Linked DNA regions of Mus musculus: region 2 is linked to region 1. The links are chromatin contacts, found by POLR2A ChIA-PET in ENCODE. All regions are on one chromosome and are shown on one strand. Each heading gives the region's core, a stretch centred on a gene start or an enhancer-like site at or near the end of the contact. The rest is flanking DNA. Distances are from core to core; before and after follow the strand shown.

Evidence for each region. ChIA-PET counts read pairs that join two places held with the same protein, here RNA polymerase II (POLR2A).
Region 2: POLR2A ChIA-PET joins it to region 1 with 15 read pairs in embryonic stem cell. The contact joins the promoter of Tomm20 here to the promoter of Irf2bp2 in region 1. POLR2A ChIA-PET finds 5 or more read pairs at or near these places in 3 of 5 experiments (Patski and embryonic stem cell).

Annotation. Positions count from the first base shown.
Region 1 is chr8:126,592,379-126,595,644 of GRCm38, forward strand. It overlaps Irf2bp2 (interferon regulatory factor 2 binding protein 2), which reads right to left and starts at 1,608. Exons shown (of 2, transcript NM_001164598.2): 1 at 62-1,608. The coding sequence starts at 1,058. It overlaps Gm31546 (a long non-coding RNA gene), which reads right to left. Exons shown (of 2, transcript XR_388210.1): 2 at 1,887-3,266.
Region 2 is chr8:126,943,965-126,947,599 of GRCm38, forward strand. Tomm20 (translocase of outer mitochondrial membrane 20) reads right to left here and starts at 1,957. Exons shown (of 5, transcript NM_024214.2): 1 at 1,640-1,957. The coding sequence starts at 1,760. It overlaps LOC115486982 (a long non-coding RNA gene), which reads right to left and starts at 1,633. Exons shown (of 2, transcript XR_003947623.1): 1 at 1-1,633. LOC115487043 (a small nucleolar RNA gene) reads right to left here and starts at 1,016; the gene lies at 883-1,016. It overlaps Rbm34 (RNA binding motif protein 34), which reads right to left. Exons shown (of 11, transcript NM_172762.3): 11 at 3,208-3,635.

The DNA.
Region 1 (3,266 bases), core at 358-2,857:
AACGCTGCCTCTAACCCCACGCCCTCCATCCCTTCTCCCCTCGCCCCGCAGTCGCCCCTACCTGCTTTAGACCCGTTGGCCCCGTTGGCCTCGAAACCCAACAACCTGCCTGCTGCAGTCAGAGCCGGCTCCTTCTTGAACTTGCTCTCGAAGGGCCCCGAGTGGCCGTGCTGGTGCAGCGCCAGGAGCGTGTCCCGCACCGTCTTAGGCCTGCTGGCCCAGTCCTGCTCCCCGGGCGCGCGGCCTTTGCCTGCACCCTCGGCGCTCAGCTCGCTGGCCCCGGCCGCGCTGGATAAGCTGTCGGCCGGACTCCGGTGCGCGGGCTGCGCCTTCTCCTTGCTCGGCTCGCGCGCCTCGTGCTCCGCCGCCGCGCTCGACACAGACGCCGGGCGTTTGTGGGTGCCCAACTCGGCGGGCTGAGCTCCCAGGCCCGGTGTTCCGCTCACCGCGGCCAGTGTGGCCGCAGCACGGCCGCTCAACCCCAGCGCGGCAGAACCGTTGACCAGAGGCACCAGAGTGGGCGGAACGGCGTGTGCACGCCGAGGGTTCGGGCTCTGGCGATTCAGCTCCGGCGGCTCCTCCAGTTTGGAGAACCCGTTGGGCACCAGGATGCCGTTCGCCGGCGCGGACTGCTGCGCGGCCGACTGTGGGAGGCCTGCACCCGCACGCGTGCTGAAGTCGGAGGCCAGGCGCGGGGCACGATCCGGCGCCAGCGGGTAGCGCTCCATAGCCTGAGCGCGCGCGGCCTCGGCGCCCGCGTGGCCCAGCTGCGGCGGCGGCTGCAGCAGTAGGTCCTTGGCCGACAGTGGCGGTGGCTTGGCGGCTGCGGGCTGTGCACCGGTCGGGGAGCGGCCCTCCGGGAAGCAGCCGTGAGCACGCTTCAGCTGGCGGGCCGTCTCGATGACGAACTCCACGCGGTCGGCTCCCTCGTAGTTGACGCAGCCGCGGCACACGGGCTCCGTGAAGTCCCAGATCATGGCCCAGGGCATGCGGGGCAGGTCACACAGATAGCACGACTGGCGCCGAGAGGCGGCCGCCACCGCCACCGCCGCGGCCATGTCCGCACAGCCCGCCGCGCCGCAGGAGGAGCCGGGTGAGGGGACGCCGCCGCCCCCCGTGGATCCCGCGCGCGCGCGCCGGCCGGCCCAAGCCCGCGTCTGCGCGACTAGCGGCGGCGGCGGCCGCAGGCGAGGAGGCGGCGGCGGCAGAGCCCGGGCCGGCGCGGCGCCCGCGCGGCGCCCCCGGGGCACGAGGGGCGGCGGGCGCGCGGCGGGGCGCGCCTGCAGGTCCCCACGGGCGGCGGGGCGGCGCGGCGCGCGCGGGGGCGGCGGCTCGGCCGGGGCCGCGGGCTGGGGCCTCCAGACCGGGGCAAAGACGGGCCGCGAGCGCAGCAGGTCGCGCTGGCGCCCGGGGCGCAGAGCCGCGCGAGGTACGGGGGACGCGGGGCAGCCGCCGGGGCAGCTCAGCCCGAGCGGCGGGGCATGCCGCGCGCGGCGGCGTGCAGCTCGGTCCCGGGCCCCGGCGCGGCCGCTGCACAGCACCCACTGCGCCTCAGCTCCTGCGCCGCCGCTGTTGCTGCTGCTACCGCCGCGGCCGCTCCACTTCTACAGACTTGATTCTTCGACAGCTCTGCACGGCGCCTGCGCGGCCCCCTCCCTCCCTGGCGCGCGCGGCCCCGTGCGCCCGCCCTCCTTCCCTCCCTCCCTCCCTCTGCGCTCTCTCGCGCGCCACCCTGGATTCTTCCGTTTCTCGATCGCGTGCGCGCCGGGACTGAGGCGCAGACCAGTTCACGCGGCCCTAGCGCCGCAGGTGTGCAGCTCGCGTCCCCAAGAGTCCCGTGTCACCCCGCCTACCCAGCCAGGATGCTCCAACCCATGGCCCTGTTCTTTCGATTAAATCGTGCAAACTGTTTTATTTTACATGCAATGCCACTTTATCACTTGGTTACTGGCAGCCTCCTGAGCATGGAATTTGGAGCATAGCGAGGCGCACTTTGGACTTTTCCTTGTTAGCGTCTCACTTGGCTTCAGCTGGGCGCGCGCACGCTATCAACACTCTGCCCTGTTTTGGTCGAGGAAGCAACTACACACTGCCGCTGCCCCTTTAAGTTTTACAAAAACTTAGTGCTCAGGCAGGCCCGGCCTCTTTTGCGCGTGCACTGAAAGGAGGACGCACAGGCCCGAGGCTCCTCAGGCGCCGCCGCCCAGCGTCTTATGTAGGTCTGTGCAGCGAGCGCGTGACGTGGGCAAGGGACGCTGCCACTGCGCAAACTCCACATAAGACGTGCCCAGCGCCGCGGGCCCTGGGGCCGCGCCGAGCTAGTGCACATTCCAGGGATCTGGGCTCTGCAGCGCACCGCGTCACGGCTCAGGACCCGCCCCCGGTCTCTGGCTAGTAGGCCCTGCCCCACCGCCTCCGCGGGGCCGAACTTCGAGTGGCCAACTCTGGGCGCGCGCTGTCCCCTTTGCGCCTAGGGCGTGCGCTGGCGGGTGGACTTGGCTGTCTGTTGTACCATCCGGCTTAGCCCAGTGGGCACAGACGCGCCTGGCAGCATCGCTTCGTTGTTCCCTTCCACGCTGGGCAGTGAGGGCTGCCCAGAGTGGACGGAACACCGAATTGTACACTTTGGTAGGGAGCAGGGACTGGTGTGTGCTGTCAGTGGTCGGTCAGTCAGGCTCTGATTTGAGACCTACTACTCTGAGTAAGAGCCGCTTTTGCTTTTGTGGTGAACAACGCAGGTCCACCTCTCTCCCCAAGATTGGAATGGGCTGGTTAAGTGTGGGAAGAGCAGGGTACTAAGTACATTAGCTTTCCTACAACTGGATTGGAAGGTGGAAAGGGAGGGGGGAAAAATCTGCTGACCTTTTTTTCTCCGGTGGCTGCTATTGAAAAATGCCAGGTTGCTTCAAAGAATAGCCACAAGAGGAAACACGCCCCACAGAGAAGCAGCCCAGAGAGCTGTTTAGAGCACAAGAATAAACCTGTTGGAGGTGGCACAGAAAGCTTAGCGCCAGATGCCAAGGGCGTCCACAGGCTAACCTTGAACGTCTCTCTCGGGGCTTTCCAGAGAAGGTACATCTGTGTCAAGGGCCTCCCCAGCTCCCCTTCCAGTCACAAGCCTGCCTCACCCTCTCCAAGCCTGGAATGGGGCCTACCCGGATCCATTCCCAGAAGCAGCTGGTGCCAGCTGGTTTGGGCACCTGCTCCAGGACCTGTCAGTCTGGTCACTCTCTTCCAAGACCCTGTGTCACTCATCTGAGCACGTG
Region 2 (3,635 bases), core at 707-3,206, 350 kb after region 1:
CCTCAAAAGTTTTTGTTTTGGAGACAGGGTAGCCCTGTCTGTCCTGGAACTCAATTTGTAGCCCAGGCTGGCCTCAAACTCAGAAATCTGCCTGCCTCTGCCTCCCGAGTGCTGAGATTAAAGGCGTGCACCAACACGCCCGGCTTCAAAAGTTTTAAACAACCATAATTTTCCTGAAACAACTTATTTCTTCAACCAAAACCACTTTCTCAAGATTTCCACCAAGGCTTTCCAAAGGAATCAATCAGCCTGCTTAGCTGTCTCCCAATGTGTAGACCCACAGCCCCAAGACACTGAGTAGACTTGTGGACCCAAAAGTCACACTTAACAGTCCGCATTTATGGAGCCTTCCGTAGGTCAAGTACTTATCCCACCTAACCAACAAGAGGCAGCTTGTACCACCGTACTTTACAGTTAAGGAGATTTTTAGTGAATGCTGCTGGTCAGTACGCAATCTGGTCCCCAAAACGCAGTCTATAAATCCAAGATGCATTCTTCGCATTACTCTACCTAGCCATCGGACAAAAACACACTCTCCTTATCTCCCCACGTGAAGAAAACGATGAGGCTACTTGGGGCCTACGGGCTCAAAAAGTCCTGGAAGTCCTATAATGAGTATTAAAGGATGTACGTCTAATTCATTAGTCTCCGACCATATATAACTACGAAAAATTAAAAAACTCATTTAGAAATTCGAGAGAATGGAGTAACTGACTGACTGCAGCCCCCAAGAAAGCGAAACAAAAAAGGCCAGATTATTCCAACAAATGTGCTTTCAGACTATATATTGAAAAATAAAGAGTCTCTGTAAATTCATGGGTGGATCACATGTCCATGACTTCCCAAGGCGTGCCAAGATTTCCCTCCGGTAAAACTCTTTGAAGATGTCGCAGGTATGAAATAAGACTGAGCCACGTGAGGAGCGCAGCCCTTTGGACTCCCCCGCACTTTGTCTAGCATTCACTCATATCTTGGAAGCACCAGAGCAAAGCTGCCAAGAGGGTTTAAGAATGCAAGGACGACACCCCACTGTGCTAGTGCTGGGGCAGCACCGTCGACGGGTTTGCTGAATAGAGCACCACCGCCTTCGGGGTAGGCACCCGTCTGAAAAGCTAGCAATGAGAGGCACCAAGAGTTCGAAGCCGACCTACCAACTGCAGCAGTCCCCTGTCGTAAACACACATAAAGAATGATTGTTTTCAACGGTGACTGTTATAGAGAAAGGCTCGTGCCTGTTATCACAGCACTAGGTTGAAGCGGGGGGCTGGGGAGGTGGTGGTGGTGCTGGCTGCCACGAGGTCGAGGCTAGCGCGGGTTACAGCCTGAGCTACACAGGAGGACCCTGTCTTCAACACAAGTTGAGTGGGGGGGAATGGAGCTGGGCGTGGTGAGACCTTGAAACTGGAGGATAACCACCTTAACCTGAGCTAAAGACCTGTCTCCCACCCCCCATCCCCCAGAATTACAGAGCTGGGGAAAGGCAAAAAAGTGCTACCCCTCCCCCGAATCAGCATGCATTCCACCGCCAGCAAGATGGAGCCAGGTCGCCTCCAAGATGGAGGCCCGCGGGCACAGGCGGGACCCTGGCCGCAAGAGCGCGACGCCGGGGAGCACTCGGGGGCGCGCGGGGCCCACTCACGTTCTCGAAGCCTGTTCTTGAAGTTGGGGTCACTCCGCCTTTTGCGGTCGAAGTAGATGCAGTACCCGATGAAGAGGGCACCGCACACGCCCGCGGCGATGGCGCTGTTCCGGCCCACCATCTTCGCTCGACTGGGGCGTACGCCGGGCCGCGGCAGCCCGCCTGGCAGCGGTTAGCTCCGACCGATCGGAGCACGCCGGCCGCTCGCAGCCGCCTGCCTCCAGTCCAGACGGAAAAGGCCGAGCGCGAGGACTTCCGGCGCGCGAGGACCCCGGGGGAAGGTCCGCGGCGGGCTGTCCGCGGCGGTGCCTGCGCGGGAACGCCTGGTGCGCACGCGCAGATGGACCCAGTCTGCGCGGCTGAGACGCCAAGCTGGGGGCGGGGCGTGCACTGCAGAAGGATTTGTGCGTCATCCCGTGACCAGGGGGTCAGGGGCAGCACGTGTTTGTGGCGTGCTGAGTCAGAAGCCTCTAATCCACTGTCCTTGCTAATGAAAGACGAAGGTGGGAGCCGGCTGAGAACAGCATCTCATCTCACTGTGTCCTTCAGGAAGCCTGTGACTTGAAGTGCATGCGTTTGCTTTTTAGGTTTTTGAGACGGGCTCTCCCCTTGTAGCATAGTAGGGTCTGGAACTTGCTGTGTAGTCTGCCCTGGCCTCGAACCTGCAATCCTTTTGCCTCATCCTCTGAGCTGTGGTTTTAAAGGAAGACCTGAGCCGCCTGATCTGGCAGTATTTGCTTTGTAAATTGCGTTGTGACTGAGATTAGACACAATGATTGACTGCAAAATAATTTTATGATGTAGCCCTGGTGCGGAGAAGAAAAATGGGTTAATTCGTTCAAAAAAATTTAACCTGTAAGGAATGCAGAAGGGCAAAAAAAAAAAAAAAAAAAGTCTATGGGTGGCCCTGATTTGTGCCGTCATTAAACTGCAGTCTTGTCGTTCTCTCCCTCCTCCACAACCCCCATCAAGATTCCCAACCAGCTCGTTACTAATGCTCGAACCCACCCACCACACTTGTGGCTGGCTTTTGAAGGAAAGGCAGTCTGGTACAGCAACTGCTCCCTTCACTGAGGAAACATCGAAACCTGGGACAGTGACAAGCTATGCTGCAGTCTCTGAGAATTGGGTACAGTGATAAGAGGTAGCCGATGCAAGCCTTTCCTGCACCTCTCATTGTAAGAATGCTTTTTTTTTTCATTTATGCATATGAGTGCTCTACCTGCATGTACACCTTCGTACCAGAAAAGAGCATTAGATAGCATTACAGATGGTCGTGAGCCACCGTGTGGTCGCTGGGAATTGAACTCAGCACCTCTGGAAGAATAGCCAGTGCTCTTAACTGCTGAGCCATCTCTCTAGCCCCTTTAAGGATTTTTTGAAGCTATGTTAAGGGAGAAAAAAAGTTTACAAGAAAAAAATGTTTCATACTCATGACTAATCAGTACTTAGCCAGCACTTTTATAACAAAGCCAACTTCTATCCACTCTTGACCACTTATATACATAGTCTTGTGGCTATTAAGTATTTTATCAGATAGAACGTACCAAGAAATTACACTAAGCATCTTTAGAAAATTTCCTACAAAATACATTTTTTAATGATTTACACAATCATAGTAGCACACACATTCTAAAGGAGGAATTTCAACAGTTACACAGTACCGAATTCCAAAGTATCTAGGGCCAGTGAGATGGCTGAGTGAGTCCATGCTTTGGAAGGAGAAAACTCCAGAGTTTTCTTCTGGCCTCCACATTCACATCATACACATATTAAATAAAGTTACATCTATGCATGTATATAACCTGCTCACTCACAGGAGCTGTAAGTTGTACATAGATTATATATGCACGCACAATCTAATGTTACATCTTTATATAGTTTATGCAAAAATGCTCCAGAGTGATCAGGTAAAATTGCTGAAATTTAACTGAAAAGGTTCTAAATACTGTAAGGAAAACCAACCATAAATTATCCAGTCTTGGATACAGGAAAT